Regions from separate parts of the Homo sapiens genome. Here all the other regions are linked to region 3. Evidence: chromatin loops called from intact Hi-C (ENCODE). Cell type or tissue: natural killer cell. All regions are shown on one strand. Each heading gives the region's core, and the rest is flanking DNA. Links, peaks and the distances in the headings are about the cores only.

What was found. Peaks named below come from ENCODE experiments on the same cell type or tissue, not always from the same donor. Only the 100,000 strongest peaks of a DNase experiment are listed, where the experiment ranks them.
Region 1: it touches region 3 in a loop (2.5-fold over the local background); 5 of 110 quality-filtered maps call a loop at or near these places.
Region 2: it touches region 3 in a loop (1.9-fold over the local background); 2 of 110 quality-filtered maps call a loop at or near these places.

Annotation. Positions count from the first base shown.
Region 1 is chr14:97,180,637-97,191,001 of GRCh38, reverse strand. No RefSeq gene overlaps it. Among named protein-coding and RNA genes, the nearest start is that of LINC02304, 31 kb to the right of the region's middle. RefSeq lists enhancers at 10,356-10,365, 10,056-10,365. In natural killer cell, for the core only: no CTCF peak of the experiment used is centred there; a DNase peak (open chromatin) is centred at 5,621.
Region 2 is chr14:97,615,068-97,625,432 of GRCh38, reverse strand. No RefSeq gene overlaps it. Among named protein-coding and RNA genes, the nearest start is that of LINC02291, 66 kb to the left of the region's middle. In natural killer cell, for the core only: no CTCF peak of the experiment used is centred there; DNase peaks (open chromatin) are centred at 4,682, 5,942, 6,332 and 6,792; H3K27ac peaks cover 1,585 bases.
Region 3 is chr14:97,779,018-97,789,382 of GRCh38, reverse strand. All of the region lies in intron 3 of LOC105370651 (a long non-coding RNA gene), which reads right to left. Among named protein-coding and RNA genes, the nearest start is that of LINC02312, 21 kb to the right of the region's middle. In natural killer cell, for the core only: no CTCF peak of the experiment used is centred there; no DNase peak of the experiment used is centred there.

The DNA.
Region 1 (10,365 bases), core at 2,790-7,789, 600 kb after region 3:
GTTTGAACCAGCAATCCCACTACTAGGTATGCTCTCAAACGAAAAAAAAAGTCATTATACGAAAAAGATACTTGCACATGTATATTTATAGCAGCACACTTTTCAATTTGCAAAATATGAAACCAGCCCAAATGCCCATCAATCAACAAGTGGATAAAGAAAATATGATATATATATGTACCATGGAACACTACTCAGCCATAAAAAGGAATGAAATAACGGCATTTGCAGCAACCTGGATGGAACTGGAGACTATTATTCTACGTCATGTAACTCAGGAATGGAAAACCAAACATTGTATGTTCTCACTCATATGTGGGAGCTAAGCTATGAGGACACAAAAGCATAAGAATAATACACTGGACTTTGGGGATTCGGGTGAAAGGGTTGGGGGTGACAAGGGTTAAAAGACTACACATTAGGTTCAGGGTACACTGCTCGGTGATGGGTGCACCAAAATCTCCGAAATCACCACTAAAGAACTTACTCATGTAACCAAATACCACCCGTTCCCCAAAAACCTATTGAAATAAAATTAAAAATTAAAAATAGAAAAAATACAATTAAAAAGATATCATCTTATTCTCCTGAGACTCCACTCCCTTAAGCAGGCTCCAAGCTCAAGACCTCACCCTCTTTATTAAAAAGTGAAACTTAACAAGTGCTAGAAAAGTGATAGAGACCTACTGGCACCATGTAGATCTTTTCTCTTTAATAAAATCAAAAAAGTGGGGAAAACATTGACAAAGAAATAGCACATCCCTACTGACGGTGTTCACATCCTGGTGCAACTTGCAATGATCTCAGACAGATATATGCCACTGTTCAGGGAAAATCAAAATAGAGAATCATAGTTCTTTGTACTTTTTCCATTTTATGCATGAAGTTTGAATATCCCATTGCACTAATTATGGAGACTGAGTACCTCTATTGCCTGACTGAAGGGCAGCCGTAAAAGCTAAGAGAAGCAAATATAATGATGTCCATTCAACAGATGAGAACAGTGAATCTGAACAAAGTTGTCCAATGTCACAAAGGTGGCAGGCAGCAGGGTCAAGATTTGAACTCTGATCCCTCTGACCCCAGCTCAAATTCTGGCCACGGACCCACAGGACCTTCTACACTTGTCATCATGGTCTTTTACTGGTTAATCATGTCATTGTGAGGCTGATTATAGATAGGCAATTTCATATTTTCTCTAGATAAAATCAATTTGCCTTAGAGGTACACAGTAGAGAGTACATCACTCCAGAAATGCAACACCTCTTACCTGAAAGAAAAGAAAAACAAGTCATTTTCCTTTTATTATCAACATTATGCATTCCCCAAACAGTCTGCATCGTAATATTTCTGTGCTTTCTCTGAGGTACTCGTGTTTTTCCATTAGGCATTAAAGAGAAAGAGTGAGATCAGGAGAGGAATCAGAAGGAAAAGGGTTAAACATTTTATTATTCTTGCTGCATTTGTAGTAAATTGTGTAATAGTTTTCATGTCTTAATTACTTAAATTTTATATTGAGCTATAGTGATATTATCTCTCTTTTTGTCTCCACACAATTGTATTTTATAATAGCTTTTATTAGAACCTACATGAATGGAATTTAAAATGAACACATCATTTCTGTTACTTGTGCAGTATAGAAAAGAGAGCACTTCTCTGATATTTGGCATGAAAAGTACTTTCCTTTGTATTTTATGACACATAGCAAGTTATATTAGGTGGGGACATATTTTGAACAGAATGGTAACTAAGGGAGACTACAGAACCTCTTTTTTTCTGCATTTGTAACTTCCTAGGTGAAGAAGGGTGTGGGTTATTTGGTGTTATCAAGAAAAACTCCCCCATAAAAGAGTCATCTAATTATAGTAAAATGCACATGATATATACATATATTTTTATCTTAGGTTTTCTTAAATTGGACGTGGTCTATGTATTAGAGAATTGTCAGAAAATTAGGTGTTAGATTACAATATTGCTGTTAATGTAGCAGCTACATTTATTTTTTAACCCAATAGTTGATATTATGTGTCGCAAATCGCATCAATCGTGCCCTACTCTGGCTCCTTTTCAACATGGACTTTTCAAAATGAACCAATAACTTGAATTTTGCATTTTTTTAAATGCAGCACAGGCTTCAGGACAGAGCTGGAAATTGTTTTTTTCTTGTCTTTTTTTCATTCATCTCCTGCTGTTTTTTGTAAACTAAGTATAGAGGAAATCCGTAAATCAAAAAGTCTCTTGCATGTAGAAGCTCAAATACAAAGGGGAGAAAATTCAACAAAGGATTCGGTGGGTACTTGAGAATGATGGCAATGGAAATAAATGTGAAGACATATTATAGATGCATATTTAATATTGTTGTGTTTATTGCTTCATTTGTAAAAGTCAACCAGCTAGAAACTGTGAATGAATAAACTCCTTACCAGATATAAGATAGACACAGTGGTAAGGTGTACCTTAACTCTTACCATTCCCAAGGCAAATTAATTTAGAAAACCATTGCTTCATTATAATGAATGTGGTTCTTCTGGCTGGAAGGAAAAAAAGCAAAAGTAATAGGCATCTCTTCTTCATCTATTCCTGCCTTTCCAGTTACTGCACTCCCCAAAATGCATCTTCTTCCAGGCTCAGCTCAAGTTACCTCCTCTGTGAAGCTCCTTGGGCTTCCCTGGAAATAATTGCTCTTTTCTTATTTTGGCTCTCAATGTGCTTTGAATCTCAAGCCAGCATGGCTCTAGATCCTTGTAATTATAGACAGATCCACCCCTCCTCACCAACTGGGAGGCCTTTGCAGGGAGAGACTTCCTCTTACCAAGTTTATGTTCACAGCACCTAGTCTACCTTCTCTATCATGCTGGAGGAATGGAACTGGCCCAAGGCAATGTCCCCTACTTGGTATTTAGGAGACTAGGTTTTGCAACCCCACACCAAAACACGATAGTCTCTGCCCTTAAGAAATGACAAAGGGCTAATATCCAGAATCTACAATTAACTCAGACAAATTTACAAGAAAAAAACAAACAACCCCATCAAAAAGTGGGTGAAGGATATGAACAGACACTTCTCAAAAGAAGACGTTTATGCAGCCAAAAGACATATGAAAAAATGCTCATCATCACTGGCCATCAGAGAAATGCAAATCAAAACCACAATGAGATACCATCTCACACCAGTTAGAATGGTGATCACTAAAAAGTCAGGAAACAACAGGCCCTGGAGAGGATGTGGAGAAATAGGAATACTTTTACACTGTTGGTGGGACTGTAAACTAGTTCAACCATTGTGGAAGTCAGTGTGGCAATTCCTCAGGGATCTAGAACTAGAAATACCATTTGACCCAGCCATCCCATTACTGGGTATATACCCAAAGGATTATAAATCATTCTACTATAAAGACACATGCACACGTATGTTTACTGCGGCACTATTCACAATAGCAAAGACTTGGAACCAACCCAAATGTCCAACAATGACAGACTGTATTAAGAAAATGTGGCACATATACACCATGGAATACTATGCAGCCATAAAAAAGGATGAGTTCATGTCCTTTGTAGGGACATGGATGAAGCTGGAAACCATCATTCTCAGCAAACTATCGCAAGGACAAAAAAACCAAACACCGCATGTTCTCACTCATAGGTGGGAATTGAACAATGAGAACACATGGACACAGGAAGGGGAGCATCACACGTCGGGGCCTGTTGTGGGGTGGGGGAAGGGGGGAGGGATAGCGTTAGGAGATATACCTAATGTTAAATGATGAGTTAATGGGTGCAGCACACCAACATGGCACATGTATATATATGTAACAAACCTGCACATTGTGCACATGTACCCTAAAACTTAAAGTATAATAAAAAAAGAAATAACAAATTATCTGCCCCAAAGTCTCTGCCTTTAAGAAATTGGAAATTCTACTGATTCGATAAAACATGAAACAATGAAAGAGACATGTAAGATGCTAAAGTGCAAATTTAGGGTGATAGACTAGACTTTTTATAATAATCAGAGGAGAAACTCAAAGAATTGGAGCCAGGATGGGGGCAGAGATACCAAGATGAGAAAAACAATCGTGTGTATTACTCCACAGAGCCTGGCCCAGCATAGAACTCTGAAGAAAGCTCTACTTTTTTCTTGTACAGAGTCACCATGTTTCCTATAAGACCATATTTTACAAGGAAGGAAGGGAGGGAGGGAGGGAACAAGGAAGGAAGGAAGGGAGAGAGGGAGGGAGGGAGGGAGGGGAAGGGAAAAGAAAGAGAGGGGAGGAGAGGGGAGGGGCAGATGGGAGGAGGGAGGGAGGAAAAAAAGAAAGGAAGGAAAGAAAGAAACAATGAGAAAGAGAGAGAGAGGAGAAAAAAGTACAAAACATCAGCTCCCTGTCTTCCTTACAAGTATCTTTCCATGATTTTCCAATTGCCAACTAAAGTTCATTTCCAGATGTGAGTTCTTTTTCATTTGCAATTCAACAACGCTCCTTTACCCGGATCAACTCTCTTTCCAAATTAGGGAAGCCCCAGGATGGCCAGAGCGGGTCCTCCTCATCTGTTCTGCACAGCACCACACTTCCTTTCCCATTCTCCAAAAATAAGTGTTCTGGAAGAGTTCATCTACTCTGAGGTTTGGTTTTCTTTCACTCACATCCCCGTGCCTTCCCTCTCCCCCCACCAGTCCACTTTTATTCCTCTCTTCTTTTTATTAACATGTCCACACTGTTACTAAACATAAAGGGCTTCTTGAGGAACTAATTTCAGCACATTTGTTTGGGTATTATATGGATGTTCAGAGTGGAGATCAAGAGGCACAAAAATAGATTTTGTTGATTTATGAGACCTCACTGTTTTCAATTCCCCATCAGTATGGGCAGGCACGATGCAGTCAAGAAGCGAAGCATCTGCTTCCCGCACGTTTCATTTGTGAACTTTAGCACCTGATGTAAATCATTCATAAAATCCCAAAGTGTTGGAAGGTACTCGTCTCTCGTTTTCATAAACATATACTCCACATACTGTACCTAGTGCTTTCTATCATTTGTTACAAATGGTAGGAGCAGAATTTTAATGACTACCAGAAATAAATTCTCAGCAGCAGGAAGGAAAAAAGAAAAGGAAACCTAGTTCTGGTAGTTCTGGAAACCCTAACATCCATTCATCACTTACCAGAGTTCTTCTAGAAACAAAAAGATGTCGCATTAGGTTATCGCCATCCTATATCTCCCCCTAAAAAGAACCTGAAGGAAGATGGAATATATTAGCTCAGTGCTGCTCTTTTAGATTCTTCTTAAGGGTGTCAGATCTGTGTTCATAGAGAATCTCTCAGAGATGGCTGGAAAAGACATTTGCATCTGGTAGGCAGTAGCCCTGTCTACCTTCTTTGGCCATACTCTTTGTATTACCTTGACACCATTGAGATGTTGACTCACATGAATTGAACATCTGAAGAAAACACAGTTCCTGCTTTCAAGATGTTCAGAGTCTTGCGGGGTTAGAGGACAAACACATATGTCAACAATTAACACCATGGGGGTGGGACTGTGAACCTCTCTCTCACTTTACCCATCCCCATCTTCTAGAAACAGCAGATAGATTTGGATGGGAGGGTCGGGTCAGTTGAGGAACTCTGCCATCTTCTGGCCAAGAAAAGGGCAGGTGGCGTACACAAGCTCAGACAATCCGGAGTGGAATGACACAGGAAAGAAAATGAACAAAACTTATGCATTCCGACAGTGGTGGTTGGTCCAGTTCTCATCCTCTCAAATTCTAATTGTTCAGCCTTCCTTCTGACTTTCAAACGTCCAAATTAACTTTTTTCTGCAAAAGTCATCCAGAGTTAGGTTCTGTTGTTTGCCACTGAGGGACCTTTATGGGTACCTCTGGAAAACACTGCAATTATTAAAGAATGTAGAGGGTTCAAGAAGGGTGCAGAGTAGAGAGTGATTATTTGATCTGGACAAAGGAAAGGAAGCTATCAGAGAAGGCTTCACGAAGGAGGTGACATTCAAAAGATTAAGAATTGGAGTGCACAAGATAAACTTCAAAACGCTTTTGCAAGATACCAAAGTTGTGAAGCTAAGGGCTCTGGCTCTAATGACTTGGAAGAACATAAGTCCTCCAATTAAAATCAACCAAGTATCTTCTTTGAGTGAGGAATCATTAAAAATATATATTATTTTCTTAAATCCTTTCACATAACTAGAGACTCCCAAGTCTTAGGCTTTTTGGACTGTACCAACCATTTTCCTTTTCTCTCTTCAGAAGGAAAGCTCTCTTCTGTTCCTTCCAAAAAAGAGATGCTATAATTCCACAAATCTCTCATATAATAATATAATAATTATGAGGGGGGTGAGGGGAGGCCCCTGGTTAGCTTATACTTGAAATTCTGTCTTAAAGAGACTAGAATGAGAAGAATAAGTGGAGAATGTGGATAGAATTTGGCATTTCTACAATAACATTTCCTCATTGCTTTGTAGGTCAGCTAGAAAGAGAGGACCCAGGGGATCCTGCATTTAATAGGTCAATTGAAATTTTAATGAGAATATCTATTTTATTTCTCCCAGAATTTAACCAATTCATTCATTTATGCAACCATTTGCTCATTTATCAATCAACTCATTCATTCTTGATTGTACCCTTTAAAGATTCATTAACTTATAGGAGGGTTATGCCATATAATCATAATGAAATGCACACAGAATTTTCTTTCTGAAATTCCAGAGGGGTGGTTATTCTAAGTAGAAACTATGTTGGTCTGGGTGTCCTGAGATCTGGATTCTAGTCCCAGCATTGCAACTTACTAGCTATGAGAACAAACCCCGCAGCTTTACTTTGCTCATAATTACACAGGAATAGTCATTGCTGTTCTATCTGCATCAGATAAGATGCAGAAAGATGCAGTCTTTCTGTCAGAAAGACTGAATGAACCCATGGAACCACAAATCCTTCGTAACCCAAATTCTCGATCAATGACATGATAGGATTCCCTGGGTTCTAGCCTCCTGCCATTAGGAGACGTGTATGCTTAACAAAGTCATTTCCACAGCCTGCACCCAATTTCCCGCCTCTGGGATATGGGATGGGAGCAGTTAACTACCCAATTTCAAATATTCTTTCCAGCTCAAAACATTTGTGACTCTCCAAAGTGACTTGTCATTGTATATTTAAAGTGATATGATTGAAGACTTCAGTCCTCCTTAAACTAGAAGTCTAGCTTAGGGTGTGTAGAATCTCGAGCAGGCCTTCCTCCCATGGGAAAGCAGCTTAGTCTCAACTGGGTCATTAAAGCCTAGCTACACCAGTGTTCCCCTTGCCTGGTGCACATCTACACCATCTGGAACTTCTGGTGGGACACATAGGAAAGCCCGTAGGCCTACCTGTGCTCCAGGGGCCTGCCACCTTGCTGATGTCACAGCAGGATAAAGAGATGGTGGCCCTGGTTGAAGGCCCAGGATGCTGAGATGCAGAATTCATGCCCACCACTAGAAGTGCTTCATTAATGCCCTTGCCCCATGTACTTTACCCTGCAGAACAGAACCCTGGATTTGACTTCCCTAAAGCTCTGATGTCTTGCTTGCCTTTGTCTTATTCTTTAACCTGAGATGGCTAAGACCATTCACATCCAGCCTTTGCCTGCATATTTCTTTCTCTCTCTGTCTCTGTCTCTCTCTCTCTCTCTCTCTCTAAATATCAGAAACAGTAGCTAACCTCTTTGAAGTGCTTACTCTGTACCTGCCACTGTATTAAAAGCTTTGCATGCCTTAGCTCACTAGACTCTCATGAGAACCTTATGATGAGGGTCCAACTACTTTTACTCTATTTTATGTGTGAGAGAGAAGCGGGTCCCAGAGGAGTGAGATGACCTGCTCAAGACTTCCTGGCTAGTTGGTGATGGAGCTGGAAAGCAGGCCAGGCCTGCCTGATACCAGGGTCTTAATCATGGAGCCCACTGCCATGTTTGAGATGATTTCTCCCTTGAATTCTTTTCCTCTCTGCTATTTCCATCTCTCTCTTTCCTTGCACACCCACGTGCACAGGGCAAATAAGAAAATAAGAGAGGTACCACCCAACCTATCTTGCAAACCTGACCAAGTTCTTTTCCCTCGCTTGGCCTTAATTATCAATGTCACATCTTTAAAACAAGGCCACTGTGTCCCCTTTAGGCCTGAACTCTTAGTTCTTTATTCAGCTTTAGAAATTTTCTCCAACATCTTTATTATAACTTATATTTCTACTGTCCTGATCTCTTCCTTAAAGTGTACAATATTTGCTCTTTTTTCTCTGTTCTCCATGTTTATCATGTACTCTCTCAACATTTTTACCTTTTTCTTTGCATCTTCAGTCTAGGAGGATTCTCAGGCTTCTCTTCCACATCCTGAGATCCTAAAGAAATTTCCACATGAAAATTTCTTTAACGTCAATTTTGCTGTTTTTCATCCTAAAACCTATGTAGATTTTATTATCTTGCTCTCTCTGTGTTTCCTTCCATTATTTTCTTATTTAAGCTTTCTATTTTTGCCTCTCTGTCATCATGTCAGCCTGCTTTTGTTTTTTTCTTGAGATTTTTTGCTCTTTTTCCAGAGACTTCATCTTCATTATGCTATTAAGGATTTTAAACATTTAAAAAATTTTAGAAAACAAGAAAGAAAGTTATCCTAGATGCCTTAAGGTGTGAAAGAGAAGCATCTATTCTATCAGATGCAAAATCTCTGGTAGAGATGTATGTGTGTATATGTGTGCGTGTGTGCAAGTGTGTGCTATACATGTATCTGTGTACTATATATGTATATGTGTGTACTGCATGTGTGGATATGTGTGTCTGTGTGTATTTATGTGTACTATGTGTGTGTACTCTATGTGTGTATTTGTGCATGTGTATGTGTGAGTACTGTGTGTACATGTGTGTACTGAGTGTATGTGTGTGTACTGCATGTGTGCACGTGTGTGTATTTGTGGATTTGCATGTATTTGTGCATATGTATGTGTACATGTGGGTACTGTGTGTGTATTGCATGTGTGTACACTGTGCATGTACATACAGAGTGTGTACTATGTGTATTTGTTCATATGTGTGTATGTGTACATGTGTGTAGTGTGTGTACTGCATGTGTGTACATACAGTGTGTATATTTGTGCATATGTGTGTATTTGTATATGTGGGTACTGTGGGTATACTGCATGTGTGTATGAGCATACTGTCTGTGTGTATTCATGCGTATGTGTGCATGTGTACACGTGGGTACCGTGTGTATACTGCATGTGTGTATGTGTGTGTACTGTGTGTGTATATATGCATATGCATACATGTGGGTACTATGTGTGTGTACTGTATGTGTGTCTGTGTGTGTACTGTGTGTGTATTTGTGCATATGTGTGTATGTGTACATGTGGGTACTGTGTATACTGCATGTGTGTATGTATGTGTACTGTGTGTGTATTTGTGTGGATGTGTGCATGTGTACATGTGGGTACTGTGTGTATACTGTGTGTGTGTGTGTGTGCTGTGTGTGTATATGTGCATATGCATACAGGTGGGTACTTTGTGTGTACCGCATGTGCGTGTGTACTGTGTGCATATTTGTGCATATGTGTGTATGTGTACATGTGGGTACTGTGTGTACTGCATGTGTGTATGTGTGTGTGCTGTGTGTGTATTTGTGTGTATGTGTGCATGTGTACATGTGGGTACTGTGTGTGCCGCATGTGTATGCACAGTGTGTACTGTGTGTATTTGTGCGTATATGTGCATGTGTACATGTGGCGTGTTTGTGTGTGTGTGTATGTGTGTGTGTGTGTGTGTTGCAGAATGGGTGAGAAGAAGCTAAATGACGTTCCACAGAAGAGGACACCCCTGCTTCCATGTCCTGTCTCAGGGAGCCAGGTTCCGAGAAGGCTGCCTTCGCCTTCCTCACCACCCACTCCTGTCGCACCAACCTTCCGGGATGATCCCGCTCTTCCATGACTGGCTGGCTCTGCGGGAGGAAGGGTGCGGAAGCTCAGCAGCGGGCGACTTCACAGGAAGCTTGCCAGGCTGCCGCGGAAGCCACAGAGCGGGAGCTTGGATGTCAAGGTTTGGGAACTAAAAATACGAAGTGAATCTGCAGTGGGCAGATGCAGAGGCCGTTGCTCCCGTGGACGGTGTGCTGCCCCCCACCAGAACCTTCCAGAGGAAAGGGGGTGCCCCATGCCTATCATCCATGGAGGCGCCGAGGCCGTGTGGGACACGCTTTTCCATGCTGGAGTCTTCACTGTGCTTCCTTCAGGAGCTGGAGGAAAAAGACGCGGAGTGTCCTTTGGAACTTCACTGAGTGTCCTTTGGAACTTCACTGAGTGTCCTGTCCACTCAGTGAAGGTGACCCAGGCCCCCCTC
Region 2 (10,365 bases), core at 1,875-6,874, 160 kb after region 3:
AATAGAACCTTTATAAGCTAAAGGTGAACAAACTTTCATTCATTTGTTCTCTACTGAGTGCCTCCTGTATAAAAGATATAAAGTAAGTATACATGATCTAGATGGGTCCATCCAGGAACTCACACAGAGGTGACCTATTCCTAATCAATCAAGTGTTCACAGAGTGTTATCATCTGAAAGGGAAGCATGTAATCACAGAAGAATATTTATAGAAACAGCAAGTCATAAATACACCATGGTCCAAACCAGAACTTTCTGTTCATCTTTGCACATTCAGGAACTCAGTCAGGTTGGCAGAATGGTCTCATGTCTAGACTGACAGTAACCAAGCTCATTAAAGTCAGATGTACAGCTTCCAAAATGTTATTTGACTCAGTTTGACAAAATGCTCAAAATACTAATGTGGAACAAAATATTTACTCTTTGTAGGTAGATACACCGAGAAAGACACTGAGGCTTAAAGTTGCTTAGTGAGCAGAGCATCAGGGCCCAGAAAGTGGAGACGTGGTTCTGACACCTGGCTAGGATAACTCCACACCTGCATCACCACCAGAAAGACTCTGTGTGAGGGACTAATTTTACTTGGACACTTTTTGGGCACTGTCAGGTCTAGATGGCTGGATGTCCCGTTTTTGTGGCCTTGGCTGCTCATAAAGGGTTTTCTCCTGATAAGCATAACAAAGGTATCTATTTCTTACATGATATCCTCATTCCGATTCTAATTCTCAGACATTATTGTTGAGCCCCCGGATTGGGATTTAAGCTGTACCCACACTTCAATGCACAGTGAGAAATCGTTTGCTAGGTTGGAGCCCACAGAGGGCTAACACACCCATTATGTGTGGATTTGATTATTTTAAATCTCAGAGAACAATATTGATTCCAGCGTTAGCAACCACCTATTGTCACCTCCAGGAGGAATCAGATTGTGTGCAATGCAAACTTCATCCACCATGCACAACCCACAAGCATGTACCTTTGTACATAAGGTCCTATTTTGGTCTGGGTCCCATTTGGGACCTATGTCTTTCCTATGTCCCATTTGGTCTGGCTCTTCATCTTCTGCATGTAATTCTAAGCCATTCGCATCTCCCAGGCTTCCCTTTTGCCTTTGATAACTTCTTTGCATGTACCTTCCTTCAAATATTTCTTACATCTACCTCTTTCTGATTATTCTCATTGCTGTTATTGCGAATCAGATCCTGGCTACTTCCAAACTGACCTACCATGAACATTTTATTGCCTCTGAACCAAGCTTTCACATTCATCAAGTCACTTCCCAGCACAAAACTCTTCACTGGACTCTCTACCCTATAGCCAAGATTCCATACTCCTTAGCCTGGATTCTGAGACTCTCCACAATGTAACCACAAGCTATATATAGTCAACAAAGTACATCTTTCAGCATCTGAAGACCTGGACTCTAGGTCCACTTCTACTGGTTATAAGCTTAATAAAACCATTTCAATACTGTGAATCTTAGGGGTATTTTTTACCTAGGGAAACACAATACTTGTCTACTGCAGTGGTGGAAAGGATCTCAAGAATAATCTTCTGTAGAATATCCATGCCTCTGAACTCCTTTAGTCATACTTCCAACATTCCCCTTCCAACTTGCTCTTCATTTCTATGTCACCCTAGGATCAGTTGCCTATCTCCCTGGCTGTAGGACAATTTTAGAGTCCACTCTGATCATTAATTCTTCTCACCATCTCCTCTGCATTTAGGCAAATTGGGGTAGATTCCAGATCTTTAAATAGTTTTAGAGAGAGCAAAATCATGTTAGGCAGATTAACAACAAATAACGAAAGCCCTGAAATACTAGAGAAATCTGTTCTTTATTCTATAGACAGTGGAGACTCCATAAAACTCAAATGATGGCCAATATCAATATAATATGCTACTTTCTGAGGAATATTTAATCCCTTAACACTGAAGACAAAAAAAAAGAAGGAATGAATTCAAAGAACACATGCAGCTCTGGAAATTTTATTGGACTTACTAAAGAGAATTTTGGTCTGAGAACTGCCAATTGCCATCAAATCCTTCTAGTTAGATCTCTGCTCTAAATGGGATTAAAATCAGTAAAACTTAAGTTCTTTCTCCCCTGCTTCTTCTCCCGCTCCTCTTTTTCTTGTCTTTCTCCTCTCTTCTTTCTCCTTCTTCATAATTGTCAATGTGTTGCTATTTACAGAGAAAATACATTCATATTTGTTTTTCATTCATGAAGTAAGTTGGATGACTGTGATGCTCCCTGTGTACAGACTATGCAATCAAAGTTCACACAGAACTAGTAACTTGCCTGAGGTCACACAGCTAGTAAATGGAAAGCTATGACCTGAACTTTTTTCTTATAAATCTAAGATTTGTGTTTTGTCTTTAAAAGCAGTAGTGCTTTTATCATCATGCACTCAACTATTAACAAGTGTTCCAAATTTTAAGCATTCTTGCAACTGACAGGTTTAGAATGAAACTCCAAAACAATGAAAGAAAATAAAGCAATCTTTTACATAATAGATATAACAGATAAAATAATGTATTAATGAACAACTCATGAATTTATTTTGCTTTTATTTTCAAAGGAAGGGGTCAAAGCTCTTTTATTCTGGAACAATTATTGTATTTCTGTCTTTCTGCCTATGCCTTCCATGTATTTATCAGGGCAGTGGGGAAATACAGGCATACTCTCCTAAATCATGTGTCTTCTGGCTTAAAAAGTGAGTATCTTCTTTTCAAGATGACACTTCAACTGAATATGGATATGAAGTTGCTGGCAGAGTTATCTACCCACATTAATTGTCTTCTTCAGAGTAATTATTGTCCACTTACTACATTAAGGGTAAATTTATCATTTTCTCCCATTGTTGATCAAATTTTGGATTTCATTCTGAAGAAAGACTTCACAACTGTGCTAAGAATACTTCACCAAGAATGCATGATGGATCTCATTAGTTCTCATGCTTTGATTTTCTTGAACTTCCATGGGAGTCCCTGATTGGGGTCCAAAGAGGACTCATGATAGCTTTCTAATCTGGGTGGAAAATAGGATTGGGGTAACAAGAAAGAAGAAAGATGATGAAGTCTCTGGGGCAAGCTTTACATGGAATCAGGATTTTAAGTCAATGTAACCCTAAAATATTTTTTTCAGTTTATTTATCCTCTTATTTTTCAAGATTGGGAAGCAATTTCAAGGACAAGGGACTTGCCCAAAATGATGAGGCTGGTCAGTGGCAGCTGGGGTTGTCCATTTATTCATGCATTTGCTTGAACTCAGAGGTCCCCAGATGACACTCCCTCACTGGGTGTCATGCTGTCTTCCAATGGGCCACTGTCATGTCCTTTAAAATGCTGGTACCTTGTCATTCCTTCTTCATAGAATGACCTTTCTTTTGTTTTTTTTGTTTTTTTTTTTTTTTTTTTACATGCTTTATTCTCTTTGGTCATTGCTAAAATGTCACCTCTACAGAGACATCTTCACTGACCATATTTTCTGTAGTAGATCTTCTCCTCACTTTCTCTCCCTGTGTTACATTTCTCTACATCACCTTTCAACTTGTCTGTTACTTGTTGCTTTAAACTTGTTTGTTACTCATTGTCTCCATCTCATATTGGCATGTAAGCTCCACTGCAGGCAGGATCTTTATATAAAGCAGGGATTCAATTAATATTTGACCAATGAAGGTTGGAGGTTTGGATGGGTGGATAGATGGCTTCATGTTGTGGAGTCACAAGAATTGCAAGAGCCAATTCGACTTATGAAAGGCCCTTAAAAATACAGTCTTTTATTTAGTTTTGTTTGATTTACTTTTGTTTCCCCATAAAAATTCTGCAAATCAGAAACTTAAAAAAAATTATCTGTGTCTAGGAGGGTAGCTTGAGGTCTCCAGCCATGTATCTTGCCAAGTGTCTCCAAGATGCTGCCCCTTCCAGGCCTTGAGGATTTGCTCTGGCCTCTGTGTATGGGCAGGGGAATATGACTTCGCTCGTAATAGCAAGGGCTAGTGAATGTGATCTGGAGCCAGGAATAAAATTCGTAGTAAGACTCTGGAACAAGAATAGTGAGCATGAGGTGAGAGGAATGCTCCTCAAAAAGCCTGTGGTGTGGCAGGTTTTGCAGAAAGAGAGAATGAAAGACAACAGGGGATGGCTAGCCAATGAGATGGCACAGGCTTCATCTCTTCTCTGTTTTGGCTAAAATCCTCATATCTATATACTGACATGTAAATCACCATAAAATGTTGGAGAGTCTTCTTTTGTGGCAAAATAATTGCAGCAGATATCAGAAGACCTATATTCTGATCCCACGTCTGCCTTGAGAAGTCATGCCTACTTTCTGTGCCTCAATTTCCTTATCTGTAAAATGGCCTTATTTCTAAAATCCTTGCCCCATCTGAGTCAGAAGGTTGGGGAGCTGATGAGCTAATTTTCTAATTACTTTGCTTAGTTGTGAAGTCGTACACAAATGAGCAGTCTCACTTATCCATCATAAAATCTTACTAAATGGTGTCTTGCTTTGTTTGGTTCAGAAAGAAATGTTTATCCTGATCGTGCATTCTGAGAGTTCACAGGAATTTTAAATCTAATTTGATTTGTCTGATTTTGACTTTCCCTCGACTTCCTATTTCAAAAGTGAAACTAAAGGAGGATCTATTTCTCTTTGGTTTCAGGTTCTAACAGTGGGGCTTTTTTTTTTTTTTTTTTTTTTTTTTTTTTTTTTTTTTTGCATTCTGATTGCAAGCACTGCCTAACAAAGCCATATTTAAACGCAGGGAAATGTCACTTACATGTTACAAAGCTCACAGAAGCAAGTCTGTCTCTGCTGAATCTTTGAAGATGCTGCTTAATAAAACCGAGAGATCTTTCTGTCCAACAAAACCTCTGTGCATATTTTTGATGAAAGGGGTAAAAAGGGAAAAAAGAGCAAGGTGATCACAACAATGGTTTTTCATTACAGTTAGATACCTCCAAGGTTTAGCGTGGCAAAGCCTATCAGAAAAGATTGGGTATTAATTATGAAGGTACACTTCAATTTATCAGCAAAGGATATCAAACAGGCCAAACGCCACAGTCTCTCATATAATTTATCTCTTCCTTGTAGGGAGGCAGATAGCAACGATTTGCAAATTGCCTCCTCTGCAAAAAGAAGGGAGAAAAACATACACACACAACACACAATTAAAAGCAGATAAGCATCAGGCAATGTGTCACATTTTCAGCAGAAAGCCAAAAGTGGAGGTCTTAATCTCTGGGGTTGGTTTGCTGCAAATGCACTCCCTGATACTTCCCTTGACGTGACTATTTAACTCCTATTAAAATTAATAGGGGTCAGGCCTGATCATCAAGGGAGAAAGGGCCTCCTGGCGCAGATAGGCTTCAAGTAATAAGGATTTGGTGATTACTATATTATTTGTCCGTTCATTTTCAGATTATCTTGTAAGTGTGTGCTCCTTGTGCTCTTTGGTCCAATTATGAAGAATAACATGTCGCATAGAATCTATTTTTATTAAAGCAAACTTCTTTTCTTAAGAAGCATATAATTTGAGAGGGCATATTGGCAGGATCCTAATGCAGAGAGCTCAAAACTTTTTCCCCCAAATAAATACTGTCACTTTTTCTAAACTAGGTGTACTTTTATGAATCAACTGGGACCTCTGACCCAAAGATTGGGACAGCATCAATCCATAGAGAAATCCCACTCAAACATGACTTGGGTAATAGGAGAGTGTAATTTTTCTGAAAAAAAAAAAAAAAAAAGTGATCTGAACTTAGAGTCAAATGATAAGCAAAAATCTAAAATATCAGTGCTTAACAAAATTATCTGGACTCAGTTTACTCTTCTGTTAAATGGGGAGAATAAAAACACAGGCCTCAAGATCATTACAAAGACCATGAAGAGTGATGTGAGCTTGTACAAGGTGCACCAGTCACCTAACACCAGACTCTCATCTCTGCACTGAGGTGATTCAGGAAGAACAAAAGAGTCAACATCTATTTGCAATTTTTCTAAGTACTGCAGACTCCGAATCTTGCCAATTAAAGAAATTAGAACAACAACAATAATAAACATAGTAACATCAGCAGCATAATTTTATACAAGAAAGGACATTTTAAAGGCACAGGGACAAAAGCATTTCTTTGAAACAAAGAAAGTTATTGTCATGAAAATCATGCTGCATCTCTTATTTTTCTCATTTCACTGCAGACTGGTGAAAACAACCTCTCAAACCACCTCTGTTCTACAGGTAGGCATTTAGAAGCCTCTGAAATGGACCATCAGGACAGCCACAGATAAGTTCAGTAGCTCACAGAGAAAGTGATGATTAAGCAAGAAGAAGGCAGTTGAGCTTTTTCTTACTTTCTCATCTGCAGATCAAAATGCCATAATATACATACACCTAAACAAGGGTACTTCTGTCTCAATTTTTTGTCAACCTTTACTCTCCTTTTCCACACATGTCATTGGATCAAGCTTGCTACTTTTACTGCTTGAATCATCCTTCATAAATTTTGGTTTGATTAAAGCTTTTTGGTTTCAAAGTCTATTTTGTCAGATATTGATATTGTATTCCAGCTTTCTTTTGGATTGTACTTTTACAGTCTTTTTCAAAAAACTTTTTATCCTAAACATTTCTGTGTCATTTGTATGTGTCCCCCTTATAAATAGATTACAGATGAGAATTGTTTGCTTGTTTGTTTAATTAACTTTTTATTTTAAGATAATTCTAGATTCACAGGAAGTTGTGAGAAATTGTAAAGAGTACCGTCATAACTCTAGTGTGCTATCACAGCCAGGATATTGACAGAGGTGTGGTCAAGACACTGAACACTTCCATTAACATGAGGTTCCCACTGGTTACCCTTTAATAGCCATGTCCACCTCCCTCTGCCCTCACCCGTCCTAAACCCATGGTAACCACTGCTCTCTTCTCCCTTTCTACAATTTTCTTATTTCAAGAATGGTATATAAATGGAATCACGCTGGCCAACATTTTGAGATTGACTCTTCTCTCTCAACATAATTCTTTTGAAATCCATCCTGATCATTGTATAAATCAAATTAGTTCCCTTTTATTGCTGAGTAGTATTCCATAGTATGGATGCATTGAAGTTTAACAATTTACTCATAAAATGATATCTAGGCTATTTCAATTTTTTTGCTACTATAAATAAAACTGCTATATTTGTGTACAGATTTTTGTGTAAACTTAAGTCTCCATTTCTGTGGTATAAATTGCTCATGTCTCTGATATAAATTGCTCACTAAACATTGCAATTGCTGGATCATCTGGTAATTACATATTTAATTTTTGAGAAACTGACAAACTGTTTTCCACGGTTGCTATACCATCTTCCATTCCCACCAACAATGTATGAGTGATCTGATTTCTCTGTATTCTCATCAGCATTTGATATTGTCACTATCTTTTATTTTAGCCATCCTGATAGATATGTAGTCCTGTCTTGTGGTTTTAATTTGCATTTCACTCGTGGCTAAGACATTGAACATCTATCTTTTCATGTGCCTATTTGCTATAACCTATCCTCTTTAGTAAAATGTTTTGTTATTTTTTGACCATTTTCCAATTGGATTGTTTGAGCTTTTTGTTTGTTTATTATTGAGTTTTGAGAATTCTTTATATAGTCAGGATAATTGTTCTTTACCAGATATGTGGCTTGTAAATATTTTCTTTTATTCTGAAGCTTGTATTTTCATCTTCCTGACAGTGGTTTTAACAACGCAAAAGCTTTTAATTTTGATGAAATCTAACTTATCCATTTTTCCTTTGATGGATTGTGTTGATGTCAAGTCTTTGCCTATTTCTAGATACTAAAAATGTTCTCTTATGTTTTTCTCTAAAACATTTATGGTTTTACATTTAAGTCCCTCATCTCTTTTAGATTTATTTTTTGTGTAACATGTGAGATGTAGATCATTTAAGTTTTTTTTTCTTTTTCCCCTGGATGTCCAGTTGCTCCAGCACCATTTGTTGAAAAGGTTATCCTCCTCCACTGAAGTGTTTTTGCATTTTTGTCAAAAATCATTTGGTATATTTGATTTGGTATATCTGTTTCTGGGTTCTCAATTCTTTTCCATTGATCTACGTGTCTATTTCTATTCCAACACCACAGTTTTGATTACTGTAGCTATATAAAAACGTCTTAAAACTGTGTAAACAGGGTCTTCCCACTTTATTCTTCCTTTTAAACATTGTTTTAGTTTTTCTATTCCTTCTGCTTTTTTATATAAATTTTATAATAATCTAGTCTATATGTACAAAAAAAACTTGCTGGGATTTTTATAAAAATCACATTAAACCTGTCTACCAATCTGTGGATTGCTGACATCTCTACTATGTTAACGCTTCCGATACATAAACATGATATGTTTTTCAATTTTTTAAGAATTCTTTTTATTTATTTTTTATACACATTGTGCACATGTTTATCTGTTTTATACTTAAGTATTTTTATTTTTGAAATCTTTATAAGTGGTATTGTATGTTTAAATATTAGTGCCCATATATTCATTGCTACCATACAGAAATGTAATTAATTTTTTTTGTCTTATATCCTATGATTTTGTTGAACTCAATTATTATTTCCAGGATTATTTTGTAAATTTCTTGGGATTTTCTACTTAAACTGTTTACTTTTTCTGTCCTTTTATAAAACATCTTTAGGCCAGTCACAGTGGCTCACACCTGTAATCCCAACCCTTTAGGAGGCCAAGTGGGATGAATTGCTTGAGCCTGGGAGTTCAAGAACAGCCTGTGCAACATGGCAAAATCCTGTCTTTACAAAAGCAATACAAAAAAAAAATTAGCTAAGCGTGGTGGTACACTCCTATAGTCCCGGCTACTTGGAGGCTAAGGTGGGAGTCCTCCCAAGAGTCCAGGAAGTCAAGGTTGCAGTGAGCCACAATCACTCCAGCCTGGGTGACAGAGCAAGAACCTGTCTCAATAAAAAAATAAAATAAAATAAACAGAACTCTTTAGTCTCAACGTTTATGTTTCATTGTTTTATGTATACCTCTTGCAAATAGAATATAGTTGGAAACTATTTTGTTTTTGCTTCAATGTAAATACCTTTCTTATAACTAGCAAGTTTCACTTATTTACATTAATTGTGACTAATAATAAATTTAAATTTATTCAATAATTTTATTTTTCTATTTTTCATGTTTCCTTTGATATTTTTACCTTAGAATCTCCCTTCTTTTGAGTTAATTGAATTGTCTTTATTATTTTATTTTATCTCCTCTTGTATCTGTGTTTTCCTTTATATTATATGTAAACAACATATTTGACATTGCTGGAACTTGTATATACCACCCAGGGGCCCACAAAATAGGGGCTCATGAACTAGCCCACTCAGAACCCACCACCATCACCACTGGCACCAGTGTATACCATTTAGGGGCTTGAGAATTGGCCTACCCTGAACCCACTGCTGCTACTGCCAGAATTTGTCTCCTCCAGTGGTGGGGTCACTACATGGCCATGTGTGCTCCTTAGGGACCTGAGGACCTGCCCTGCCCCCAGTAAAACCACCTCACAACCTTTACAAACAACCACAGTCTAAGCCACTGAGGAATTTGCAGACAGTGCTGCTTTTCTTACATCCAAAGAAAGCATATAGAGACTACGCTACTGTGCCCACCGAGAACCAAAGTTAAAGCATGCTGCCCAACCAACACTATCAATACATCTACAGGAAAAAGTCTTTCCCTATGAAAATTACTCTATAAAATTGGAAGAAGTGACTGTTATACCAGATATGAAGATATCAATGTGGGGACACAAGAAACATGAAAAAAAAAAAAAGGAAACATGATAACTCCAAAAGAAAACAATAGTTCTCCTGTAACAGCTCCTGAAGAAAAAAATATATAAAATGCCTGAACAAAATAAAAGTAATGATTTTTAAGGAAACTCAGCAACACACAAGAAAACAGAGATAGAAAATGTGAAGAAATAAAAAAAAGAACAATTCATGATCTGAATGAGAAATTAAGCAGAGATAGATAAAATTAAAAATAGAAATCTTAGAACTAAATAATTCAATGAATAAAAAATGCAATAAAATACTTAAACTTGATTAGATCAAGCAGAGGAAAAAATATCCGCACTAGAAGACAGGTCTTTTGAAATAATTCAGTCAGACAAAAAAAAAAGTAAAAGATTTTTTAAGAAGCCCATGTGATATATGTGACACCAGTAAGTGAAAAATATTTACATTTTGGGAGTTCCAGAAGGAGAAAAGAGGGGGAGAGTCACAGAAAAGAAATTTAATAAAATAATAGCTGAAAACCTCCCAAATTGTAGGAGAGATATAGACATTCAAATACAAGAAACTTAAATATTC
Region 3 (10,365 bases), core at 2,297-7,296:
GGCTGACTAGGTACAGTGTGGCAGGTTGTATAACCACACAAAGGTGTCCAGACAAGGAAGCAAGAAGGGAGTAAAATCTAGCTTGTCAAACCATACTGTACGGGGCAGTGTCTGCTCCGAGGTCTCATCTTTGTCTATGCTACCAAGGGCTAGGTGATCTACATGCCCCCTGGCACATGGAAGGTACTCATTAAACATTTATTGAGAGAAGGAATGGATACATTTGGGCTACACAAGTAGCCTGTGAATCTAGTTTTGTAAACTCCATTATACAGCAAAGGTATCTAGTTTACCCAAGATCACGTTCTAGTGTAAGAATTAGGAGCACGAACCCTGAAGCCAGAGGACACCCTACTCCCTGCCTCATTACTATGTGAAGAGGTAAGTATCTTAACCGCTCTCTGCCTCAGTTTCCTCATTTGTAAAGCAGGGATAGTAATCATATCAACTTCTTGGTGTCATTATGAAGATTACATGGCTTAATATATGTAGAATACATATAACCATGCTCTTATTGAGAAGTTATGTGTTAACTGGCAATTATTTATATGTAAGATGGTTCTAAACGCTAAGACGTGAGGGGTTACTGTGATTGTTTGAGTACCAATCAAGGAGGCACATTTTTCTGGGAACTTTATACATGAGAATGTCTAATCAAAAATGGTAGCATCAATTAGACATTCTTATGTCTTATGAGTAAGAAATCAGAGAGATATGTAAGTTGCTAAATATTGCAGAGCAAGTGAATATTTAAGCCTAAGCCTTTATCTGCCAGCATTCAGAGCCTATGCATAGTTTTTCTCTATTTTGGTGTTCCTGTTCCTACTCTACTGAAAAATAAGTCACTCTAGACAGCCTTACTTTCCAAGCAGCTAAGTATTTAACTCTTTGAGCACCAAAGTTTCTTATTTTTAGCCTTCATATATATATATATATAATAAAATATATATAAATAAATGTATATATTTATAAAATATATATAAATAAAATATATATTTATAAAATATATAAATAATATATATATATTTATAAATATATATAAATAAAATATATATATTTATAAATATATAAATAAAATATATATATTTATAAATATATAAATAAAATATATATATTTATAAATATATAAATAAAATATATATATTTATAAATATATAAATAAATATATATATTTATAAAATATATATAAATAAAATATATGTATTTATAAAATATATAAATAAAATATATGTATTTATAAAATATATAAATAAAATATATATATTTATAAAATATATATAAATAAAATATATATATTTATAAAATATATATAAATAAAATATATATATTTATAAAAAATATACATAAATAAAATATATATATTTATAAAAAATATACATAAATAAAATATATATTTTATAAAATATATACATAAAATATATATTTTATAAAATATATACATAAAATATATATTTTATAAAATATATACATAAAATATATATTTTATAAAATATATACATAAAATATATATTTTATAAAATATATACATAAAATATATATTTTATAAAATATATATAAATAAAATATATATTTTATAAAATATATATAAATAAAATATATATATATATTTTATAAAATATATATAAATAAAATATATATATATATTTTATTACACTTTAAGTTCTAGGGTACATGTGCACAACGTGAAGGTTTGTTACATATGTATACATGTGCCATTGTGGAAAACAGTGTGGCAATTCTTCAGGGATCTAGAACTAGAAATACCATTTGACCCAGCCATCCCATTATTGGGTATATACCCAAAGGAATATAAATCATGCTGCTATAAAGACACACGTATGTTTATTGTGGTACTACTCACAATAGCAAAGACTTGGAACCAACCCAAATGTCCAATAATGATAGACTGGATTAAGAAACTGTGGCACATATACACCATGGAATACTATTTTCAGCCTTCTTAAAAGTATATCTCTCTTAAAATACAGGCATACTTGAAGACATTGTGTATTCAGTTCCAGATCACTGCAATAACATGAATATCATGTTAAAGCCAGTCACCCAAGGTTTTTGGCCTCCCAGTGCCTGTAAAAGTTATGTTTACTCTATGCTGTAGTCTATTAAATGTGTACTAGCATTATGTCTAACAAGTATACATACCTTAATTAAAAATTACTTTGTTGCTAAACAAGTGCCAAGGATCATCTGAGCCTTCAGAAAATCACAATCTTTTTGCTGGTGGAGAGTCTGGCCTTCATGTTGATGGGTGCTGACTAATTAAGGTGTTGGTTGCTGAAGGATGGGGTGGCTGTGGCAACTACTTAAAATAACACAAAAATGTAATTTGCCACATTGATCAAGTCTTCCTTTTATAAAAGATTTTACTGTAACATGAGATGCTGTTTGACAGCATTTCACCCACAGTAGAACTTCTTTCAAAATCAAAGTTAATCTTCTCAAACCCTGCTGCTGCTTTATAAACTAGGTTAATATGATATTATCAATTATTTGTTGTCATCCAACAATGTTCACAGCATCCTCACCGGGAGTCAATTCCATCTCAAGAAACCACTTTCTTTGCATATCCGTAAGAAGCAATTCTTCATCCATTCAAGTCCTACCGTGAGATTGCAACAATCAAGTCACATCTTCAGGTTCCACTTCTAATTCCAGTTCTCTTGCTATTTTCACCACATCTGCAGTTACTTTCTCCACTAAAGTCTGGAACCCTTCAAAACCACCCATGAAGTTTGATATCAGCTTCTTTCAAGCTCCTGTTAATATTGCTTTTTGACCTTCTAGGAGATGTGAATGTTCTTAATGACATCTAGAATGGTGTATTCTTCCCAGAAGGTTTCCAATTGACTTTGCTCAGATGCATCAGAAGAATCACTATCTACGGCAGCTATAGCCTTAAAAATGCGTTTTTTTAAAAGTAATAAGACTTGAAAGTCTAAATTACTTCTTGATCCATGGGCTGTAGAATGAATATTGTATTAGTAGGCATGAAAGCAGCATTAATCTCTGTATACGTCTATATCAGTGTTCTTGGGTAACTAGGTGCATTATCAATGAGCAGTAACATTTTGAAAGGAATTTTTTTTAATATTAATAATAGGTTTCAACAGTGGGCTTAAACCATTCAGTGAACCATGCTGTCAACAGATTTACTTTCTGGGCTTTGTTGTTCCATTTATGATGCATAGGTAGAGTAGATTTAGCCTAATTCTTAAGGTCCGTAGGATTTTCAGAATGGCAAATGAGCGTTAGGCTTTAGTTTAAAGTCACCAACTTCGTTAGATCACAACAAGAGTTAGCCTGTCCGCTGAAGCTTTAAAACTAGGCATTGACTTCTCCCTAGCAATGAGAGTCATAGATGGCATCTTATTTCAATGTAAGACTATTTTATCCTCACTGAAAATATGTTCTTCAGCATAGCCACCTTCATCAATGATCTTAGCTGGATCTTTTTCAGAACTTCCTGTAGCTTCTGCATCAGCACTTACTGCTTCACCTTGCACCTCCATGTTATGGAGAAGGCTTCTTCCCTTAAACCTCATGAACCCACCTCTGCAAGCTTCCAACTTTTCTACTACAACTTCCTCACCTCTCTCAGCTTTCATAAAATTAAAGAGAGTTAGTGCCTTGCTCTGGATTAGGTTTAAGGGACTCTTGTGGCTGCTTTGAACTTCTACCATGACCACTAAAGCTTTCTCCACATCAGCAATAAGGCTGTTTCACTTTCTTATCATTTGTGTGTTTACTGGAGCACTTGAATTTCCTCCAATAACTTTCCCTTTGTATTCACAATATGTCTATTTGGTGCAAGAGGCCCAGCTTTCAGCCTGTCTTGACTTTTGGTGTGCCTTCCTCACTAAGCGAAATCATTTCTAGCTTTTGATTTAAAGTGGGAGATATGTGACTCTTCCTTTCACTTGAACTTTGATGCCATTGTAGGGTTGTTAATTGGCCTAATTTTAATATTGTTGTGTCTTGGGGAATAGTGAGGCCCAAAGAGAGGGAAAGAGACAGGGGAATGGCTGGTCAGTAGAGCAGTCAGAACCCACATAACACTTAATTAAGTTTGCCATCTCATGGCACATACAGCCCCAAAACAATTACAATAGTAACATCGAAGATCAATGATCAAAGATCACCGTAACATATATAATAATAATTTTGAAATATTGTGAGAATTACCAAAATGTGACACAGAAACATGATGTGAGATCATGTAGTTAGAAAAATGGCAGAGATAGACGCTCAACACAGGGTTATCACAAACCTTTGATTTAAACAAAAAATCAAAACAAAACATGTCTGTGAAACAAAGTAAAATCAAACATAAAACAATGAGCATGGCTGTAATAGGTTCTTCAAAAGCAATGACACCACAGCAGCCATGAGCACACCTAGTGCCCAGGTCTTGGTTTCTAATTCCAATTCCCAATAAAAGGAGCCCACGTTCCTTGAAGAATGGCTGATTTTAGGCCTGAGGCAAGAAATATACAAGATGAGCCTGGCATATGACAGTGCCAGAAAGCAAAGCAGTGTTCAAAAGACAAAATAATGGGGTATGTCAGAAGAAAACAGAAGACAAACGAAAGAGCTCCAAATGCTCAGAGCTACAACAATTTGAGCAATACAACAAATAACATCGTATTGAATTATAATCTGAAATATAACATAGCCATGATTTTATCCTAATAATAATGAATGACTGAATAAAGACATAAATGGGAGATAATGAATAAATCTCTCATGCAGAAGAATTCCAAATAATTTATTTAGATACTCTGCCCTCAAGGAGGTGAAGCATAACTCACCACCCCTTAAGTGTGGGCAGTACATAGCAACTTCCTTACAAAGAGTTCAATGTGCAAAGGAAGAGAATAAAGAGTCACTTGGCAGTGGAGAAACCTGACAAACCCTCCTCAGAGAGGTGACGGAGGTCAACATCAACAGGGATAAGTCACGTTGACAGTATGTGCCCATGATCTGATGGGATGAGCATGGTGGTTTATCTCTGTGATCTTCCTTTTCAAGATCTGTACCACCAATCGTACCATAAGAAAAACATCGGTTGAACAAAACTGAGAGAAATTCTACAAAATACCTGGCAACATCATCAGAAACAAGGAAAGTCTGAGAAACTCACAGTCTACAGCTAACAGACCACAGGGATGTGATGGCTAAATATAACATAGTATACTGGGTGGAATCCAGGAAGAGGAAAAGGACACTACATAAAAAATAAGGGCATCAGAATAATGTATGGACTTGAGTTAATCTCAGTGTATCAGTATTGGTTTATTAGTTGTGGCAAATGCACCAAACTAAAGTCAGATGTTAACAACAGGAAAAAATGAGTGTGGGGCACAGGGGAACTCTTTGTACTCTCCGCAATGTTTTTTTGTTTTGGTTTTTGTTTCTTTTTTGTAAATCTAAAACTATTTCCAAAGAAAAAGATTATTTTAAAAAGTGCAAACGTAGAATGGTCCTGTCTTTTATTTTCTATTTTTTTCCTTCTTTCTGTTTTGGATTCACTTTTGTGAAAGACACATTTCACTGGACTATAAATTAGTGATGACGACTGTGGCTACCGTAGTGGGCAGGGCTGTTTGCCCTAAAATACCTGGCTCCAGTTCCTTGTGTCGATTATGTTGCTGTTATCATTGTTGTTATTCTCTAGTGAGGAGCTTCAGAGAGCTTTCTGTCTAGTTCTCATCTGTCATGTTTTACTCGTTCACTGTCTGTGGTGGCCTCTTGCTTATTTCTGGGCTGTATTTTTAGAGTCTGAGAGTATAATCCAGTAGAAGTGCGTATGAGTATACGTCAGTTTATGAAAACGTGGGGCAAAAGCAAGTGGGTAGCTTTGGAGCGTGGTCCTCAGTCCTCTTTGTAATGCATCTTCAGTCTATTTGCAGTTCTTCCTAGATTTTCTTTCTAGTTATCAGCTATGTTCTTGACAGGAAGAGTGACAGAAAATTTTCATTCTGGATAAGGCCATTTCTAGGCAATTACACCTTCTGACCACCCTCTAAAATTGAAAAAAAGTTTTATGAAATAACATTGTAGAGCTCCTTTTCAAATCCTCTGACCTGAGAGTAATGTGGGAGAACCTGAAGAGCCCCTTGAAGCCATCAAGTGTACTTTCTTAAAGGACAGGCTTTCCAAAGCACATGGGCCTGTATTTCCCTCCTCCACGTGTCAGCTGAAATCCAGCACCAAGGATAAATTGGGTTGGACAGCACAAGCCCCAGCGCCAACACTCTAGTCAAACCAAAGCCCCGGAGACCGCTGAAAACATTAACTTCAAAGAACGGATTGTGTTTGCCCAGCTCTCTGCTTCCTGGTTTTGACCAAGACTAGGATGAGAAAAGCAAGCGTTTTTCCTTTGTGAGGTGTCAACTAGTTCATATCTGCAGCTCTGGAAGAGTGTCTGACTTATCAAACACCCTTTGAAGCCAAAAGGGATTGAGAATATACAGAAGTCGAATCCGTGGGTGTGTCTTCTCTCTCTCTCAATCTCTCTCCTTCCCCCTCCTTCTCTCCCCTATTTTCCCCATTTACTCTCTGTATCCACAGTTCTCTTTTTCAGTTTGTCCTTCTGTTGCACCTTTGCGAGCAGCTTAGTAGAGAGGAAAGCATGTACAGCACTGGCTGTGGAGCAACTTTTCCCAGTACTTGAATCCTGGCCCCCCTAGTTTTTACGTTTGGCTTAAGTTTCCTGAGCTCTCTGAATCTCAGTTATCAGCTTAAAGAAAGATGACGATACTTTCCTGGCCGAGTCTTTATGGGGATCAATGACACATAATGCCCAGCCGGGCAGGGGGAGCTCAGTTGATATGAGCTTCTTCCTCTTCTCCCTTTGGATCTTGGTGTATTTTACAATCTAGTCACATCACTTTCTGTATGTCCAGCCACCTCTCCATGCAGGGCTGCCACTTGGTTCACTCTACTACTTTTGTATTGAAAAATATGTGTCTCCCCCAAAGGACAAATTAATAAAAATATAAATAAGCCAAAAAAATTCTGCCTTCTGTTCCATTTGATTCTTAACATAAAAAGCAGGGAAACTGTTTATTTTCCACTCTATTTTAGCTTGACGATGATTCCGCAGAGAAGTGTTTTCATTTCATGCCCTGTTCCCAGCAAGGAGTGAGGGAGGCGAAGAGACTTACCCAAGGCCATGCTGGGAGCTATCTTCAGAATCTGGATTCCAGTTCCAGCCAGTCTGTCCTCTGACTCATGTTCTTCCAGCCTCGTCTGGAGGTGTCCAGGTTGTCTATCGTGCCTCCTTCATGTTTGTTTGTTTGATTGCTTTGTTTGATCCTTCATGTTTGTTTGTTTGTTTGTTTGATTGCTTTCCCTGTGCCCAGTGCTGCTGACTATATAGAAAATGAGCAAGATGTGATGGGGTCCAAGGAGTCCAGGTCGTCGAGTCAGTAGCCTGCCATTGGGCCATTGCAGTACAGCATGGGGAGGGCTGTCACGAGGGAGTTTAGGGGATGATGCCCCCAGGTGAACCCAGCCCTTACTCTGGTAGGCCCACACCATTCCTCCTCAGCCTGGGGTGCTGCTAGCTTTCTGGCTTTGCGAGTCCCTGCATTGCCCTCTGGCCCCCAATTGAATCCCAACAGTTTCTGTTGTCACCATGTAACTCTGTCTCTGTGTTAAGTCTCTTCTATTATGAAGATTCAAAGTGTTTTCTGCTTTCCTGTTTGGACTCAGAATGGTAGACTCCAATTATTATTGAGACACAAAGCAATCATAACTGATTAATATCACTGTTTTAAAAAGAGCAATGTCTTTATTGTCTAAGGAGGCCATATAAATTCATAGGAAAAAGCCCAACCCACTAATAGGGCCCCATATGTACTGAGAGTGATTGGCATTCGCTGAGTATTGATTACATTCCAGGAAGCTCAGGGCCTTAGAGTCCTCAGCTCATTCAATCTTCACAACAGCCCTATTGTGACTTATATTCATTTTACAGAAGAAATAACTGAGGCCCTACATGTTAAGTAAATTGCACTAGGGGTCAGCTTAAAAAAGTAATTTGATTTTTTTTTCTTTCTAATTTTGAAAAGACAATAATTGCATTTCTCTAATTGCCCAGAATGAACATGCACTTCTTTTAAAATTAGAAAATAAAATAATAAAAAGTTATATGTGAACAAACCAAAAAGAAAAAAAAAGCACAGAAGTCTATCTTCTTTTTCAGTAAATGTTTAAATAGTAAATGTGTCTATAGTTGTTAGTCATACAGTCTCTGTCACAATGATTTAACTCTGTTATTATAGTGTAAAAGCAGCCACAGGCCATTTGTTAACAAATAAGTGTGGCTGTGTTCCAATAAAACTTTATTTAAATAAACAGGCAGTGGGCCAGATTTAGCTTGCAGTCCTTAGTTGCCTCACCCCTAGCTAGATCACGACAAGCACTCGATAAGCATGCATCGTTGCTAATGTTTAGAATAGTGATTTCAAATCTTACTTGGTCAAACTCTTGTCTGATTTTGCTTTCCTTCCTTCGGGTACAAAATACTCTTAGTTTGCTACCTGCACCGCCTAGGAGCACTCAGCACTGCTGTCTCTGTTGACCAAAGCCTTGTGATTACCCCACATTCCTCCTGCCGTTTATTCCCCTGGAATGAGTTCCCCCAAGCATGCTTTGGTCCCAGTACTCCATTGCACAGTCATTTTGGAAAATGTCAGCTGTTGCCCCCCATAACAGACCTTGATGGGCACAGCACGAGGCTTGTCACTGTATGTGAAGTGCTGTGAGGAAATTATAAAAACATGATTAAAGGAGAGAATCACAGAGAGCGAGCGAGACAGTGGTTTCGGGGAGAGATGTCAGCTCGCATATTGTTTTAACTAGAAATACTCCCACAGTGTCATCAACTCCACAAAATACACAGTTGAAAGTAACAGCTTCTTAATGCCAAAAGGCTTGATTTGAAACTTCATGAAGGTTCAGAACTTCAACTTGAAGGGAATGAATGTTTAGGAGGCATATTGTGTGTGGCAGACTCTCTAACCCACATTTCAATGGCCTGTTCAATGAGGCTTTTCCACTCTCATACCCTTTCGGTGAGAGAGTAATTTGCCCCAATCTTCCTTAAAGACAATTTAGTCATTTTTAATCACAAGTCTTTAAAATTGGCATATCCTCGGACCTAACAAGTTTACCCTTAGGACTATATCTGAAAGAAATAGTTGGATGAACTCTGTGTGTAGAAGAGTGTTCACCATAGCAGTATGTATTCTGGGTAGCATCCTGAAGCAACTAGAATTCCTGATAATTAGCGACTGTTTAAAAAGATATATTGCATCCCTCTAACGGAAGAGTTTATAGCTGTTAAGTATCAGGTTTTAGAAGACTATTGAGTGAACAAAGAAAGCACTCACAAAAACAGGCTATAATATAACATAGCCTATATGATTCCAATTTTGAGAAAATAAACATGTTGTGTCCCTGTCAGTAGCTGGAGTTGCATGAAAATGTAATAGCGATTATTTCTGCTGCCATTCAAAACACGCTTCATTTTGTAATTTACATTTTTATATTTGTTTTTCAAATTTTGCCCATGAGTATATTTTTCTCTTAAATGTCAGCGAGAAAAAGATAATAAATTTTGAAAAGAGAAAATAAATGTTCTCTAAAACATGCTAAATTTAAAACAAACTGGGAAATAATGTTTGCGACATAAAGACAAGATTTTAATATCTTTAATCTAGAAAGATATTTTATAAATTAAGAAAAAATAACTCCAGTATGAATTCACAGAAAGAAAGCAAACAGAAAACATATTCACACACAAAAATTCACAACTGAAACCATGTTCAAGTACCTAATAAATATGTAAAAAGTATTTATCTTTGCTAGTGATCCAATAGACACAGATGAAACAAAATATAAGGTAGTATTTTTTAGCCATTAAATTATCAATCTTTGAATGATACTAATCAGAGTTGCTGATGACAGATGACTCAGCTCCTCACACCGAGGTGGTTAGCGTCTAAATTTGTTCATTCTTTTTATAGAAAGCAATTTGTATTTGCCGTGACACATGACATCACCAGTACCGAAACTTTGCCCTAATAACTCCATCTCTACAAATGTTTCCTAAGGAAATAAGAGTACTTAAAGATGTTTACAAGGATGCTTATTTCAGCTTTATTTAAAATATTTGTTTGTAAATGTGGAAACAATATGTGTTTAGCAAACGAGAAGTGGGAAAATAAGTTGTGATGTGCAGATAGAATTAGGGTAGAAGATTATATATAGTCATAGGTTAGAAGATTATATAGACATCAAATTATATTTTGAAACATTTTTAATGATATATAAACATGC